Regions from separate parts of the Homo sapiens genome. Here region 2 is linked to region 1. The links are chromatin loops, found by intact Hi-C in ENCODE. Cell type or tissue: natural killer cell. All regions are shown on one strand.

Region 1 (8,000 bases):
AAATGATAAAAGTTTGAGGTGATAGATAAGCTACATGCTCTGATTTGATCATGACACAATCTATACATGTATTATAACATCACATTTTACCACATAAATATGTATAATTTTTATGTACCAATTAAAAATAAAACTTAAAAATTGATTTAGTTGTTAAAATCCTTGTCATAATAAAGCCACCAGTCTGAGAGTTTTATGATTTAGTTCTATCAAAAACTCCAGGTATAGATACATAAAATTTTATATACATAGAAAGTTTATTATAAAGTTAGATATACAGTTGTGAGTTACATGTCATTAAGCAATTTTCTTGCTGTGTGAATATCATAAAATACACTTACACAAACCTAGAGGTTAAAGCCTTCTCCATACCTAAGGTGTATGGTATTGCCAACTGCTCCTAGGCTCCAAACCTGTAGAGCATATTACTGTGCTGAAGACTGTAGGCAATTATAAGACAATAGTAAGTATTTGTGTAAAAAGGTAGTGTAAAATATGGTATTATAATCGTATGGCACCATCATGGCATATGTGGTCTGTTGTTGCCTGAAATAGCATTTTGTGGTGCTTTATTATGCTTAATAAACATTGAGATTTTTAAAAAATGTAACAGTTGGTCTTTCTTTCTCTCTCTCTCTCTCTCTCACACACACACACACACACAAACACACACACCCCCCACATACTCCAAGATTAATGGTAACAAGTGTTGATGAGGATGTGAAGCAACAGGAACTCTCATATATTACTGGTGGAATTGTTAAATGGGGTACAACTCTTTTGGAAAAGTTTGCTTCTTTTTTAAAGTTAAATTGGTATCTACCATACGACACAGACATTCCACTTCCAGGTGTTTACTCAAAAGAAATAAAGATATATATTCATAGAAAGATTATAAGTAAATATTCATAGTCAAAAAGTAGACAGTACCCTGTCTACTTTGAGCACTCACATACTGTGCCCCATACTTATATATTGTGCACCCCCTCATATTTATATGTTGAAGTTCTAGCCCTCAATACTTTAAATGTAATTGTATTTGAAGATAGGGTCTTTAAAGAAGTAATTAAGTATAAGTGAGGTGCTTACAGTAGGTCGTAATTCAAGATGACTTGTGTCCTTATATGAAAAGGAGATTAGAACACAGAAGTGCACAGAGGAAATACCATGTGAAGACACAGAGAAAAGACACATGTGGAAGCCAAGGAGAGAGACCTTAAAAGAAATCAACCTTGCCACTACCTGAATCTCTGACTTGGCCTCCAGACTGTTGGCAAATAAATTTATGTTTTTTAAGACATCTAGTCTGTGCTACTTTGTTGTGATAGCCCTAGAAAATGAATGCAAATTCATTAACAGATAATGAATTAAAAAATGGGAGGTTGCCTATATAATGCCCTACTACTCAGTGATAAAAAAATAAGTCATTTACACATGCAACACTGTGAATGGATGAACCTATAAGTAATTTTTTTAAATAAAATAAGCCAGATGCCTCTCCCAATTATATTGTCCATTATTCCACTTATAAAATTATAGAAAATACAAACTACTCCATAGTGACATTAGGCTGATACTTATGGGAAATGGAATGGCAGGGATGGTGTCTTAATCCATTTTGTGTTGCTACAACTGAATACCTGAGGCTGGGTAATTTCAAAAGAAAAGAATTAGCTCATGGTTCTGCAGCCTAGGAAACTCAGGAAGCATGGCGTCAGCATCTGCTCATCTTCTGGTCAGGGTCTCGTGCTGCTCCCACTCAACATGTAAGCAGAAGGGGAGTAGGCCCGCGCAAAGAGATCCCATGGCGAGGGAAGAAGTTAGACATTTTAGCAACCCACACTCACAGGAGCTAATCCATTCTCCAGACAGCAACAACTTACTCATCCCCATAAGAAGGCACTAGTCTATAAATCTGTAAATGAGGGATCCACTCTCATGACCCAAATACCTGCCACTAGGCTCCAGCTCCCAACACTGTCACATTGGGGGATCAATGTGTTTCCCATTGACAGTGTTTCCCATTGAAATGTGATCCCTCAATATGATCAAATTTGTTTTAGTGGAAACAAATCATATGTAAACCACTGAAGACAGGTTGGAGGAATTACGATGTGCACAAGTTTTATAGGTATGCATATGTGGGAATATCAAATGGTACACTTTATACTTGTGTATTATTAATTATACTTCAATATGATTATTTAAAATAAGAAAAAAGAACGATGTTACATTATAAGTGGTACATAGTAAACACATTTTAAAAATTTTCCTGTTTTCAGAAGTTACTCTATAAACAATAGAAGTTTCACGTGGTGTTTATAAAGGGATAGAATATTTCCCAATTTAGAGATAATGTTTCTATAATTTATCCACTGCATCTATTTATTTAGTTTTTGATATTTTTTCCCAAAGAATATGTACCACTTGGTCTGCTGAAAAACAAAATGAAACAAAACAAAATTGTTTTCCCTTCCAAATATTAACTACAAACTCTTCTTTGTTTTACAATCAAGTAGAGAAATGTGTTAGATTTGAAAAAAGAATTGACCTCTTTTTTCTGTTTCTATTCATTTTTTCCCACCAAGTCTTAAAAAGGTGTAAGAGGCAATGAGGTTAAATATGGTAAAAAGATGGTTACAGAATGTGAGAAAATTTAAAAAACCACTCCTGAATTGTCAAAACTTCTTAGAAAAATAAACAAAAAAAGAAAGTGTGAAGAAATGAGACCAATGTTATTCCTCCAGAGAGCTCATTTTCCTTTGCAAATATTTTATGAATGCCATGAAATTAACTGATTTAAGTGAATCTTCTTCTAGAAGGTTATTACAAAAACTTACCATTCTACTTTCTTATCTCTATTTCACTGAGCTTCCCTACTGTGTTTAAAACTATGTTGTTATTACCATATGGCCACTGATGTTAATAGACAGTACCAAATTAAGAGGACAATAATTTTATTAAGACTATTTTGAGTGTATTAAAAAGTATACATTTAAAGTATTTGGGAAACTTGCAATGATATTTGATCACAGCAGAAAATTCTTATCTTGAGGATAATGCTTCAATGTCTATTTCCATCTAACTTTTCACTGCTATTTCTCATCCCTCCCTTTTTATACATAGGAGAAAAATAGGATGCATCTGAACAAGTTATATTTTGTATCTCCGAAAACACTCTTGACTTTCTGGTATGTCTGTCTCATTAGTTCTTTACTAGTTAATGTTCTCTTATTTTTCAAATCATAGGTTTACTATCATCCTAAATCTTTCATAGGGCATCCTAAATCTCCCACTACTTCCTGCCTAGACAGAATTAATCACTCATCCATCTGCACTCCATGAATATGTTAAGGCATTTAAATTCAATATATATTATTTAATAAGTGTCTGTTTTATATCAGGAATTTTTTTTACATATACCTCTTCTCACTAAAATGAAAGCTTGTAGAGATTAAGAAGCATGCCATTCTTTTTGTATTCATGACACTTAACATAGCGCCTGAGATTTAGTATCGATTAATGCTTACTGAATTAATCCATTTATATGACCTTTGAAATATTGTTATTGTGGACTGTACCATTCTGCTCAGATAACTTATTCATCTAATCACTAGGCTTCTTTGCAAGATTCCTTAGTTAAAATAGTTCAGTTTCAGTGTAACAGGTATCACGTGAAATATCTAAAGGAATATATATTCCTCCTAGGAGAACCAACATATGTAAATCACATTTTCTGTTTATTATAAGAAGATTGACCTCTATGTATAGGTATTTTCACAAACCTTCTATTACCTTTTATGAAGGACTTCACTTTTAGAGAATCATGATAGCATATTGGCTCAGCTACAGAGTTGAAGTCAGAGAAAAATGTATTCAGATGCCAGTTATATGACTTCGTGTTGTGTCTTGTGTAAACATGTTTGCAAGCTATTTTGACTATCAGAAATTAATTTTACTTATTAGGAAAAAAGGACAATACATTCTTTCCTTTATTGATATAAGCACTAAATGAACTATGTACGTGAGATGCTGATAGAGAAGCTGCATGTAGCAAGCACTCAAATACTTTAAAAGAAAATATCTATTTACCACTGCCATGTGTCCAGCTATAAATTTGTAGTCTAGCTAAAGAACTAAAACGTGTTCACAGAAAACTGTTAAATAGAAACACACCATAGGTAAAACCCATCAGTAGAGGGAAATTCATAGATCAAACTCAAGATACCCCAGCAATGTAGTGATGCTATATAAATCTCTCAATCCTCTATCATGAAGGTTTAAAGTCAAAAGGATAAAAAACAAGCATATCTAAAATTAGTGACTAAGGAACACATAATAGATAAAGAAGTAAATTAAGGTAACAAAAATATAAATGGTCTTGAGTACTTTTTTAAAACTAAAGTTAAATTGTTATCAGCTTAAAATTGTCTGCTGTAACTACAAAACTCTTTATGTTAGCCCATGTTAACCGCAAAGAAATAAGTGACACAAATGATAAAGAGGAAGGAAACAAAGCTGAGGACCACAGAAAACTGTCAAACCATAGAGGTAAACAAGAGAAGAAGAAAAGAACAAAACAACTACAAAATAATCAGAAAATGATCAAAATAACCAAAGTGAGTTCTTATTAATCAATATTAACCTTGCATGTAAATGAATTAAATTATTCAATTAAAAGATAGAGTGGCTGAGTGGATAAAAAGCAAGCAAACAAACAAACATAAAAACAAGACCCAACTCCTTGCTGCCTGCAATACTCACCTCACCATTAAAGGCAAACATAGATTGAAGTGAACGGATGAAAAAAAAATTGCATGCAGCTTTTGCAGCTGTATTTAGATCAAATTTAAAAAAGACTTTAAGTAAAAAAATTGTAAAAAGAGAAAAGGTTAATATGTAATGATAAAGCGATCAACTCAACAAGCGATTACAATAATTATAAATATATGTACCCAATACTAGAGTACCTAGGTATAAAGCAGGTTTTTTTGAAAATTAAACAGAAACCCACCAGTAGAGGTAAATTTATAAATCAAACTCTAAATACCCCAGAATATAATGGTGCTATATAAAAAATTGACAAGCCTTTAGTGAGACTAAGAGGGAGAAAACTCACACAATAAAATCAGAAATGAAAAGAAGACATTAGAACAAATATCACAGAAATACAAAAGACAATAAAAAGCTATTATGAACAACTATACACCACCAACCTTGATAACATAGAAGAAATGGATAAATTCCTAGATACACACAGCCTACCAAGATTAAATTATGAAGAAATAGAAAATCTAAAAAGACCAATAATGGGTGGAGAAATTGAAGACGTAAAAAGTAGTATTTCAGCAAAGAAGATCCCAGGACTTGATGTCCTCACTCTTGAATTCTATCAAACATTTAAATAACTAATAACAATTTTCCACAAACTGTTTCAGAAAATTAAAGACAAGTTAATACTTCCAAACTCACTTTATGAGCCAGCATTACACTAATTCCAAAACTGGATGAGAACATAAAAAACAAAATGGAACCTATAGGCCAGTATATTTCATAAAAGTAAATGCAAAAATTATCAACAAGATACTAGCAAACTGAATCTAAGTGTGCATTAAAAAAGATAATTCACTATAATTAAGTGGGAATCATTCATGGGATGCAAGGATGGTTTAACATATGCAAATCAATGAATGTTATATACTTTATTAAGAGAAAGAGAAACAACCACATGATTTTTTCAATAGATGCAGATAAAGCATTTGACAAAATTCAAAATTCCTTCATGACAATAACTTTAAACAAATTAGGTATAGATGGTATGTACCTCGACACAATAAATGTCATACATAACAAATCTGAGACTTGCATCACAGGGAATGGGGAAAAGCTAAAATCTGTCCTAAGGCCAGGAACAAGATGAGGATGTTCCCTTAACCATTTTGTTCAATATACTACTGGAAGTCCTAGCCAGAGTAATTAGGCAAGAGAAACAAAGACAAGGCATATACATCGGAAAAGAAATAAAATTATCCCTGAGTGTAGAAAATTTTATCTTGTATATAAAAAACAATATAGGCTTCAGTAAAAAAAAAAAACTGTTAGAACTAATAGACAGTAAAGCTGCAGAATACAAAATCAAAATAAAAATTAGTGTTTCTATATAGTGTTAGTGAACCAATATGAAAAAATAATCAAGAAAACAATTTCAGTTACAATAGCTACAAAAAATTATATACTTAAAAATAAGTTTAACCAAAGAGGTAAAAGATCTCTACATTGAAAACACTATGAAATTTTTACAACAGGGGATACAAAGGGACACAAAGAAATGGGAAGGTAGTCTGTGTTAATGGATTGGAAAAATTAATATTGTAAAAATGACAATACAACCTAAAGCGATCTGCAGATGTAATGTAATCCTTGTCAAAATACTGGCAACATTCTTCGCACAAATAGAAAAACAATCATAAGATTCATATGAAACACAAAGGACTCAAAAGCCAAAGCATTCCTGAGTGGAAAAAAACAAACTTGAGACATCACACTATTCAACTCAAAATATGGTACAAAGCTATGGTAACAAAAACATCGTGGTACTGCAATGAAAGCAGACACACAGACCAATGGAAAGGAATAGAGAGCTCAGAAATAAATCCATACATTTATAGCCAAATGATCTTGGACAAAGGTGTCAAGAACACACTTGGAGAAAGGACAGTCTGTTCAATAAATGGTACTTGGAAAACTGGATAATCACACACAAAAGAATATAACTAAATCCCTGTTTCTCGCTACTTACAAAAAATTTACCTCAAAATAAATTAAAGACTTAAATGTAAGACCCCAAACTATGAAACTACTCAAAGAAAACATAGGGGAAATGTTTCAGGATATTGGTCTGGGCAAGGATTTTTTTTTATTTTTTATAAACATGTTTTATTTATTTTGCTTATACCATCAGAGCTGAAACTACTGTCTGTCATTTTTGTGAAATGGAAATCAATCTAAAACACATACTGGTGCCTTTCAAAAGATAGCAATTGAAAAGGGCGGTAGCAGCAGGCATTTGGTATCTTTTCCTTTTAAAAAAAAGTTTTCAAGCAGAAAGAAGAACATGTGACCAAGAGTGTTATGATTATCCACTAGAGATTTTCAGTCAGTACCTGTACCAATTTAGGTGACAATACTGGACAAGGATTTTTTTGAGACCTTAAAAAAGCACACAACCAAAGCAAAAATAGACGAATAAGATTGTACAATAGAAAACTTCCATTCAGCAAATAAAATAATTGACAGAGTGAAGAGACAATAACTTCAGAATAGGAGAAAATATTTATAAACTATACATGTATTCCAAGGGGTTAATATCTAGAATATATAACTAATGTAAACAGCTCAAAAACAAAATATGAAAAGACCCAATTAAAAAATGACCAGCAGGTACATAAAGCATTCTCAATATCACTAATTATCTAGAAATGTAAATCAAAACTGCACTGTGATTACCACCTAACTCCAGTTAAAATGGCTATTCTCAAAAAGACAAATAAGTAATAAATGCTGGCATGGATATGGAAAAGTGAACATACACACTGTTGGTGGGAATGTCAGTCAGTATAGCTATTATAGAAAACAATATGGAGGCTGCTAAAAAACTAAAAATGAAAGTAACATATGATCCAGCAATCCCACTACTAGATACATCTCTAAAAGAAATGAAGTCAGTATTTTGAAGAGCTATCTGCATTCCCATGTTATTGCAGGAAATGGAATCAACCTAAGTGTCTACCAATGGATGAATGGATTAAGAAAATGTGGTATATATGCACAATAGACTACTACTTAGCCATGGAAAGAATAAACTTTGTCATTGCATAAACCTGGAAGACATCATGGCAGGTGAAATGCGCCAGACCCACAGAAAGGCAAACCCAAATGATCTCACTTATATGTGGAATCTAAAAAAAGGTGACACATAGAGACAGAGTACAACAGTGGTT
Region 2 (8,000 bases), 180 kb after region 1:
CATGACTCTTTAAAACTCTACAACTTTTCTTAGGCCTCACAATTTTCAACATGTCTTTTTTAATCTACCTGATGTTCCCTCTGACTTTACCACTTTGAAAGAATAAGTGGTATATTCCAATATTACTAGGAGTTCCCTTCATATTCTGTATGTTTCTTATTCTAACAGTTACCACACCTTATAAAAATTATTTTTTCACATCTCATTCTTTCTCCAGAAGATAAATGCCGTGAAAAATAGTGACAAATATCTATGTTGACTGCCATTCAGCATTTAGTAGAGTGTTAAGCATATAATAACTCATTAAATATCTGTTGAAATAATACATTTTTAAAAACAGTTTTCAAATTATTTTTCAGCTTCTTGATAGTGCACTGGCAGAATTTCCAACATACATATTTATATCATTATATGCTTTTAGAATGTGTTTCTCTTCTTTTTAAAAGCTTTATACAAGGAGAAAAATAAAAATAAAGCACCAGGGAAAATACTGTTGTGGTGAGAGTATTCTACATATACACATTTGTACCAAGATAAATATTACCACTTGCCCAGGTGTGTAGTTTTCTTATCCATTCTGTACTACAGTCTTATCAGCTGCTTGCTTTGGAAATGCTTTATTTCCATTATAGCTTTCCTTGTTTAGAGCTGTTAAGTTTTTAATCACTAATGTCTTTTTGTACAATCATATGCAATCACATGTTTAGGTTATGGCTTGCACTCTCTCTCTCCCCGCCCCCCTTCTCTGTCTCTCTCTTCTTAGAATCCTTAATATTCTGAGTGTGGGCCTATATTTTATAGCAGGATTGCAAGTAAAACAAGTTGATATTTTAACATGAAGAAAATTTTATGATGTTTCTCAAGGGCACTAAAAACTCTACCTTGAAATTTTCTTAGGGCAAAGGGGCAAATGACAGGAATATAAAAAAGACTTAAATATCAAAATATGTACCTTTGAATGTACTTGTGAGCAGGAAGTGGTTCCTGGAATTTAGTAATAAATTTAGCCTAGTAAGAGTACAGTGCTTCAGAAGCTGTGATTATGCCAAAGCACGGTCATTATCTTAGTGGATGGAAATGACAGGAAGAGTATGCACACCTAGACATCTCAGCAGATGCCTTAAAGTGGAAAAACAAGTGGAACTTCCTTTCATCTGAGCAAAACCATTTATAATTTAGAGAATGTGACTACCTCCAAGTTCAGAATGCATGAGCCAAGAAATTTGACTTTATCAGCTTCTTATAAGAAAGAGGTTTAATAATAAACAAATGTCATACGGATTAAGAAAATAAAATCCATCAGTCAAATGTTCTCCCACACACAGAATAAAACAAAAACAGAAACAGCTGTAATAGAGGCTTTAAGTACTACCATTTGAAGTAATCAAAACATTATCCATTTATTAAAAAAATATTTCCATTTCTTAATGATGCCCCTTTGTATTGTTGAGTGATTAGTTCCTTTGGGGAAGCTAGCTGTTAATAAATAAGGTCTCATGTTAAGATCTTTGTTCGTAAATTATGTGAGAAACTCTGGTTAATTAATTCCCTTCAGTTGTGGGGGAGACCATAGTTAATTTATACTTGGTAAAACAGAATGATGAAAATGCTTATATAAACAAGTAATCACTTCTTTATGACATAAGCTAAAAAATTAATTAATACTTGTGAATACAAAAGCACTTTCAATTTAACTTTCCTTTTATTCTTACAATGCACATGAGACATAAAGCACAGGAATATTTTTGGAACTTTTTATATGTAAAAAGAGAAAAATCATTCTTGTTTTCCAACTTTTAAGTATTTTTCCAGGACATTTCTTCAATTAAAAAAATTTCTATATGTGTACATAGAGATACTTTTAAAAACTGAGTAGATTTCTGAGTTACACCCCTCTTGTCAAGATTCACACCCCTCTCATCAAGATGTCCAGCATGCATCTGTGACCTGTTTTAAAATACCTGCTGGGTGATTCTGGGAATGTTTAGGATTAATAATCCCTGCTCTACTCAATGTAAACCCTTCTCTTTTATGTCAGTCACTCCCAAAGTTCTATTTTCTCTAAGTGGGTGATTTCCTCATCTGCATTTATAGTCTTGATATGTCAGCAGAAATTCCAATCAGCAATTCTAACTCCACATTGGATTTTTCCATGTGGATGACCTGTCAAACCCAAGTTAATGTTCAACAATAAATCCATGCAGAGGCTTTAAAAGAGGCACACAGTTTAAAAAGCAGAGGTCTGTGGTCAGTGGATATTTCAGTGTTGTTTTGGCCTTCATTTTACATCAGTTTGCTTCTTTTGATTGTGTTTATTACACCCTCTGGGATCTGGCCTTCATTCTAAGTCTTTAGTAATATGTCACATTTTCTAAATTCAAAGATGTTTTCGAGCATTTTCATTCTAATTCCTGTACATTCAGAAAGCTGGAATTATTTTCTTTCCCTGTATTTTCTGGGAAGACTTTTAAGTATTGATATTGAATGTTAGACTTTATCTTTCTGAAATCGATCAATATTATTACAAACAGAATGTCAGGGTTTCCAGACCTTGCAAAGAGCTTTTAAATCAAGATCAGTTGGCATGTGTAAAGGCAATAAGTTTATTACTTGTGACCTCTGAGGAATTCTTTCTCCAAACTATGAGGAAAGGCTTTGATTGCAGACACACATTTTCCTTCAATAATATTTATGCTGGCTATTACGACAATGTGTAATTTTAACAAAGCAAAGTTTTGATGAGGAAGGTCTATAAGAATATGCAATAATATGAAAAAGAACTTCACTAATAAAAATCTTTGTAAAAGTTTATCATTTGAACTTTACTCAAAGGTAAACTTGTCTACAACTGTGACGTTGAAACATGAACTCAGCATGTTTTCTAACAATCTTGCAACCCAAATATTTCAACTTCTATTCCCCGGAAAACACAAACACCAAGGTGAGGATTAGGGATGAGCTCAGTACCTTCTCTGTCTATCTGCCTAGATTGTATCCTTATTCTTCAAGACCCATTTCAAACACACCTTCTGCATAATGCCTCACATGATCCCATGTTAGACATGATTTTTCATTCCTTTAAAGCATACCACATTAACTTGGTTTTTATAGAAATTATTTTATGATGCTCCATATTGCTATTATGTAAACATCTAATTTTCCTATCTTTGAAGACATTATTTCCTATACTATCTAAAGGTCTGTTTCGTGCAATAGGTACTCAAACACCTGAGTCACATAATAGCTACTCAGATACCCAAGTCACATAATGGTACTCAAATACACAAGTTAATTGAACCAGTTTCACCAGCACTCAATCTGTGTCTCTTCCAATTTATTCAATTTGAAACACGTGAACCTTTGCCAGTTTCAGTAGTAGAAATCAATCTTATTAGTGAAACTAACAAGTGGTGAAAGCAATATTCGGTAGAAGAAAGGTCAGGGAGTAGTGATGAGGAAGTCTTGCCACTCTTGGCCCACAAACCACAGAACAACTTCATGTTTCAACATATCCTCTCTCTCCTATTGCTGCTTGGGCTGTTATCACAGCAGCACCAGAAAGTCTTTACATCAGTTTCTGACTGCCACATAATATTGCCATGTCAAGTATGGAACTGAGTTCTCAGAGATGCTGCCTAATTGATAGCAAGATCAGGATTCATGGGAATCTTTGTCAGTCTTAATCAAGAAATTAGGGGAAAAGACAACTCTGAGTGATAGAGAAACAAGTAGAATCAGTCGTTCATGCCACCAATTTGTTTCTTCTTATTTCTTCCCCACACCTCCCCACTCCACCCCCTTTAGAATTTGTTTCCTGCTATGAAGATGCAGTCTAAACAGCTTTCCTTCCTTTTTACTTTGCTTTTTACTTTCTAATACGTTATAGCATATTAGAGAGGCATTTTAGAATAATAGATTGAGAGATTTGGGTTGCAGATCCTGATTTTGAGAATGCAATTAAAGAAAAAATAATAGCATATAATGGCATGATATAACCATTTAGCATATATTAACTCATTTCATCCTTATATTTATATGTTTGTTACCAATATTATCCACATTTTGCCCATGAAGGAATCAAAACCTAGACTGCATTAGGACCTTGCTCAGCATCACAAAACTACCAAGTAGAATGCCTCTGAGCAAGACATAGAAGGTCCAAAACCTAAATTTTATCTAGGGGTATTTTTTATGGACCAGGAAAAATCTGACAATATAAGTCTGAAACTCATTCATTCTTTATTTCTCTTACACCAACATTTAATTCATTAACAAACTGCGTTACTTTTTCAGGGACGTCTCAGAGATCAGATTATTAAATTGTTAACCCAATCCCACCCCCAGCCTGGGCATCCTCCATTCTTTTTGTTTTCTACCTAGAATGTATTATTATCTAATATGCTATTATATGGGCTTATATATTATATTTGTATGTTCCATCTTCATCTCAGCAGCCCCTTCCATACCTTCCATAGCTCTGATAGAATATAAGCTCCACAAACAGTTTTGTTGTGGTAGTTTTTTGTTTGTTTGTTTGTTTTTACTAATTCGTTCAGTTTTCTATATTCAGGCCATGGAGCACTGCCTGGTACAGAAGAGATAAATATTTGTTGAATTAGCAAATTGTTTAGTTACTCATATTAATTATTGAATAAAGCAGCAGAATCTTCCTTTCAAATTTATGTTTGTATAAAGCATTGTTTAGAATTAAGAAAAACAAAAAAGTGTACCAAGAACATTTCTCTCATAGATTTACAAAAGTCTGTCTTTTCTTCCTCTGTAATAGCAAAATAATAATATTTTCTTATTTGGAAATAGGGCAAGAGCATGTCTCAGTTGGAGCCTCTTGCTCTTTTCTTTCATATTGAAACAACCCCACCTTGTGGAATGAAGGGTAAATTTGCCAAAGTCTCAAATACTCGGGCAGCATTTTTGCAACTGCAGATATATAGGGCACTGCGTACTTTTGGCTCTTTCAAGTCTCTGTTGATTTCCAAATGTTTCATAACTACTGTGGGTGGAGGTGCTGGAAACACAGGCTGTTTACTGTCCCAATTGAGCCACTCCCTGAGGTGATGTTTGAGCAGCAAACTTTGATTCGCTATTTTTTTTTTTTAAGAAATATTCCTTTGCCTCATAGTTGTGCCAGAATATTATTTGTTCTAGTTTGTTTTCCTAGAAGAATACCATACTTTCTCATAAAATGTATGTAAGTTCTAAGGTGGTGTATTTATACAATTATAAGGCAACCAGAGACGACTACAACCAGTGAAGATGGACAGTTCTGGATTGATTAAGGAAATCAATGACTATATCCTGAGATAATTCAGACTGAATAGGAGCTTTTGCTAGGAAAAAAAGATGTTCTAGATTATATTGTACTCTGGGCAGTAAAAATTCCAATTTAAGCTGAAAGTATTGTAAGGAAATAACTATGTGTTCCTCAGTGCTAATAGCCTTAGAAGTTCCAAGGATAATTTGTTTGATTGATGGACTATGGCAGATGACACAGAAAATATCATATTTTATATTTAAATGAATACAACCACTGTGTATTGTTTACTCAAAATTACTTTTGGTTTGAAACAATTTTTCTTCCTTTTAGTAAATATAGAAAAGAGCAAATTGCTTTACAAATATTATTGGTTTTAAATAAGTCTTCCTTCACATCTTAATTTTTTAAGTAAATTCTTAAAGAAATCAATTTACCCAAAGTTCCTTAAATAAAAACTATTCTAATTTTCTTGTTATCCTTCTATTTGTATCATACTTTTGTATGTATTTTATATTGTTCAATATATTTTATATTGAACAAGTATATTATATTATACTTGTTCAATATAATTGAACATTATATTATATTGTTCAAGTATTTTATATTGTTCAATATTCATGTGGTTTACATTTTAGACATTTCCCTTAGTATTTATAGTTAATATGTTTTGACGCTGTGAGCATTTTTCATATCTAAGTAATATTTCTTTAATATTAAGTATCATAACACATGTAATAATTCTTCCATTTAAAAAAATTTATAATTTCTCTCTACTGTAATCAGAATATGAATTGCTACCATTTTATGACTGCAATATTCTTTAGAAAAATTATTGAATAAAGTCAAAAGAGAGAATAGAGATAAACATCACATTTAAATTCAATGTTTATGTATAAGAACATCTTGGGTAATACAGGTTAGGTTTTTCTCAATAACAATCTAGTTACCTCTTCTCCCTATACGTTCTCTGCATGATGTGAAAGACAGAAAGATTTCATTTTCCTTGCCAGTGCTTATAAGGGCAGTTATAGATAACCCACTCTGCCTCTTCCTTCAGGATGTTAAGTAGAAGTAAAATCCCAAGAATACACAGTCCAGAGTGGGTTTCCAATACCCACCAAAACCTAGCATGAGCTGTTGTATAATTAGATCAGACTGCGCATAAAGCACTTTGAACAATGCCTGGCATAGAGCAAGAACTCAATAAATGTTAGCTGTTGTTACATTTTTACATCTATGTCTGTTGAAAGGTACATCTATTCTCCATGGATCCCATATTCATTCTCTAAAGCTCCATAATATTGTTAAAATATTTTGAAGCAATAAGAGATTCTGTGAACCAGTAGCTTCCCCAATATAGTCATGCATAGCTGGGGCTAGAATTCAATCACAGAAATATTGTTTGTTTTTCTTCTTTCCACACACAGTTAAAGAAAACATAAAATAAATTCATTAATCTTAAACTATAATAAGCTCCAAATTGTAGAATCAGAAAGACTACAATTGGTTTTTTACATTTCAGGTAAAATTATAAGATATAATCTTATCACATAGCAGCCAAAAAAAATCTTAAAAATCTAAAATAAAATGATTGCTTATGTAAATGCAGATTTGAGATTATTATAAGAGGAGAAGATCATTATTCTTTTCAGTTTCAAAGGAAATGAATTCTAAGATTTTAGTCAGAAAATGGCATTAGTGTAACACTCAGAATTGATAACTCTTTAAGTGTTATTTAATAGGGTTGAACATTGTTAATTTCAGGGTGATGGTAGGCTCTTCTCCCTGTGGTGAATGAACAAACAAAGACGATAAAAGTCAATCAAGAATTCAGAATCACAACAAGGGTTCTACTAATTTACTTTCATGGTACATTTTAGTTATTTTTAAAGCTCTCTTACATTCAACAATAAGTACATACTACTAGACATCGCTATGGGATGCCAATTGTACCATGACTATGAATTATTTGTAGAAAAGTAGAATGAGTGTTGTAATTTTTTTAAAGATATAATTGATTAACAGCTTCACATCTAGTATATTCTAGGAAGCCTGAGAGAGAGGGTTTAGATGTGAAAACACAAATTATGTAATTACTAAATCAACCCCCTCTTGTCACTCATTGAATAGTAATCCTTTCCACATCAGTTTTTGGCATGATTTTAATGACTAAAAATAAAAGTACTGTTTCATTTTCAGATTGCAATTTAAATAGCAATGCAATCATGCCAGAGATTTAATGAAAAAAAAATTCTGATATATTCTTATATGCAACCCGACCATAATGTAATGAGACTGCTGTGTCCTATCACAGATTAAGAATCCTGACAAGGTTTTCTCAAAGGCATTCCATATAGAACAAGTCCCTCTAAAACAAGATTCTTTCGGATAGTCTTGCTGAGGGGTAGTACAGTGTAGTAATTAAGAGCATAGGCTCTGGAACCTGATCATAGGAGTTCAGAAGCTATTTCTGTCATTATTCCATTTTGATCCAGTATTGCCTTTAGATTAGGCTGAAAGGGCCTGTGTTCTGAGCTCTATGTCTAGAGGGCCCCCCAAATCACAAAAACTGAAATGCAAAGTTTTTTTTTTCAGCCTCTTAACATGTTTTGAAATTTCATAAAAGGAGGGAAGACATGAAGGAAAGAGGTAAAAACCAAATTGGGTTTCACAAACCAGATAATCTCAGGCTAACAAGAAATGTGGGCAAGGATAGGTAGAGCCA

The links. Peaks named below come from ENCODE experiments on the same cell type or tissue, not always from the same donor. Only the 100,000 strongest peaks of a DNase experiment are listed, where the experiment ranks them.
Region 2: it touches region 1 in a loop (4-fold over the local background); 4 of 110 quality-filtered maps call a loop at or near these places.

What each region holds. Positions count from the first base shown.
Region 1 is chr11:37,627,557-37,635,556 of GRCh38, reverse strand. No RefSeq gene overlaps it. Among named protein-coding and RNA genes, the nearest start is that of LINC02760, 310 kb to the left of the region's middle. In natural killer cell, no CTCF peak of the experiment used is centred here; no DNase peak of the experiment used is centred here; H3K27ac peaks cover 2,454 bases.
Region 2 is chr11:37,446,267-37,454,266 of GRCh38, reverse strand. No RefSeq gene overlaps it. Among named protein-coding and RNA genes, the nearest start is that of LINC02760, 490 kb to the left of the region's middle. In natural killer cell, CTCF peaks have their summits at 4,638 and 4,837; no DNase peak of the experiment used is centred here; H3K27ac peaks cover 280 bases.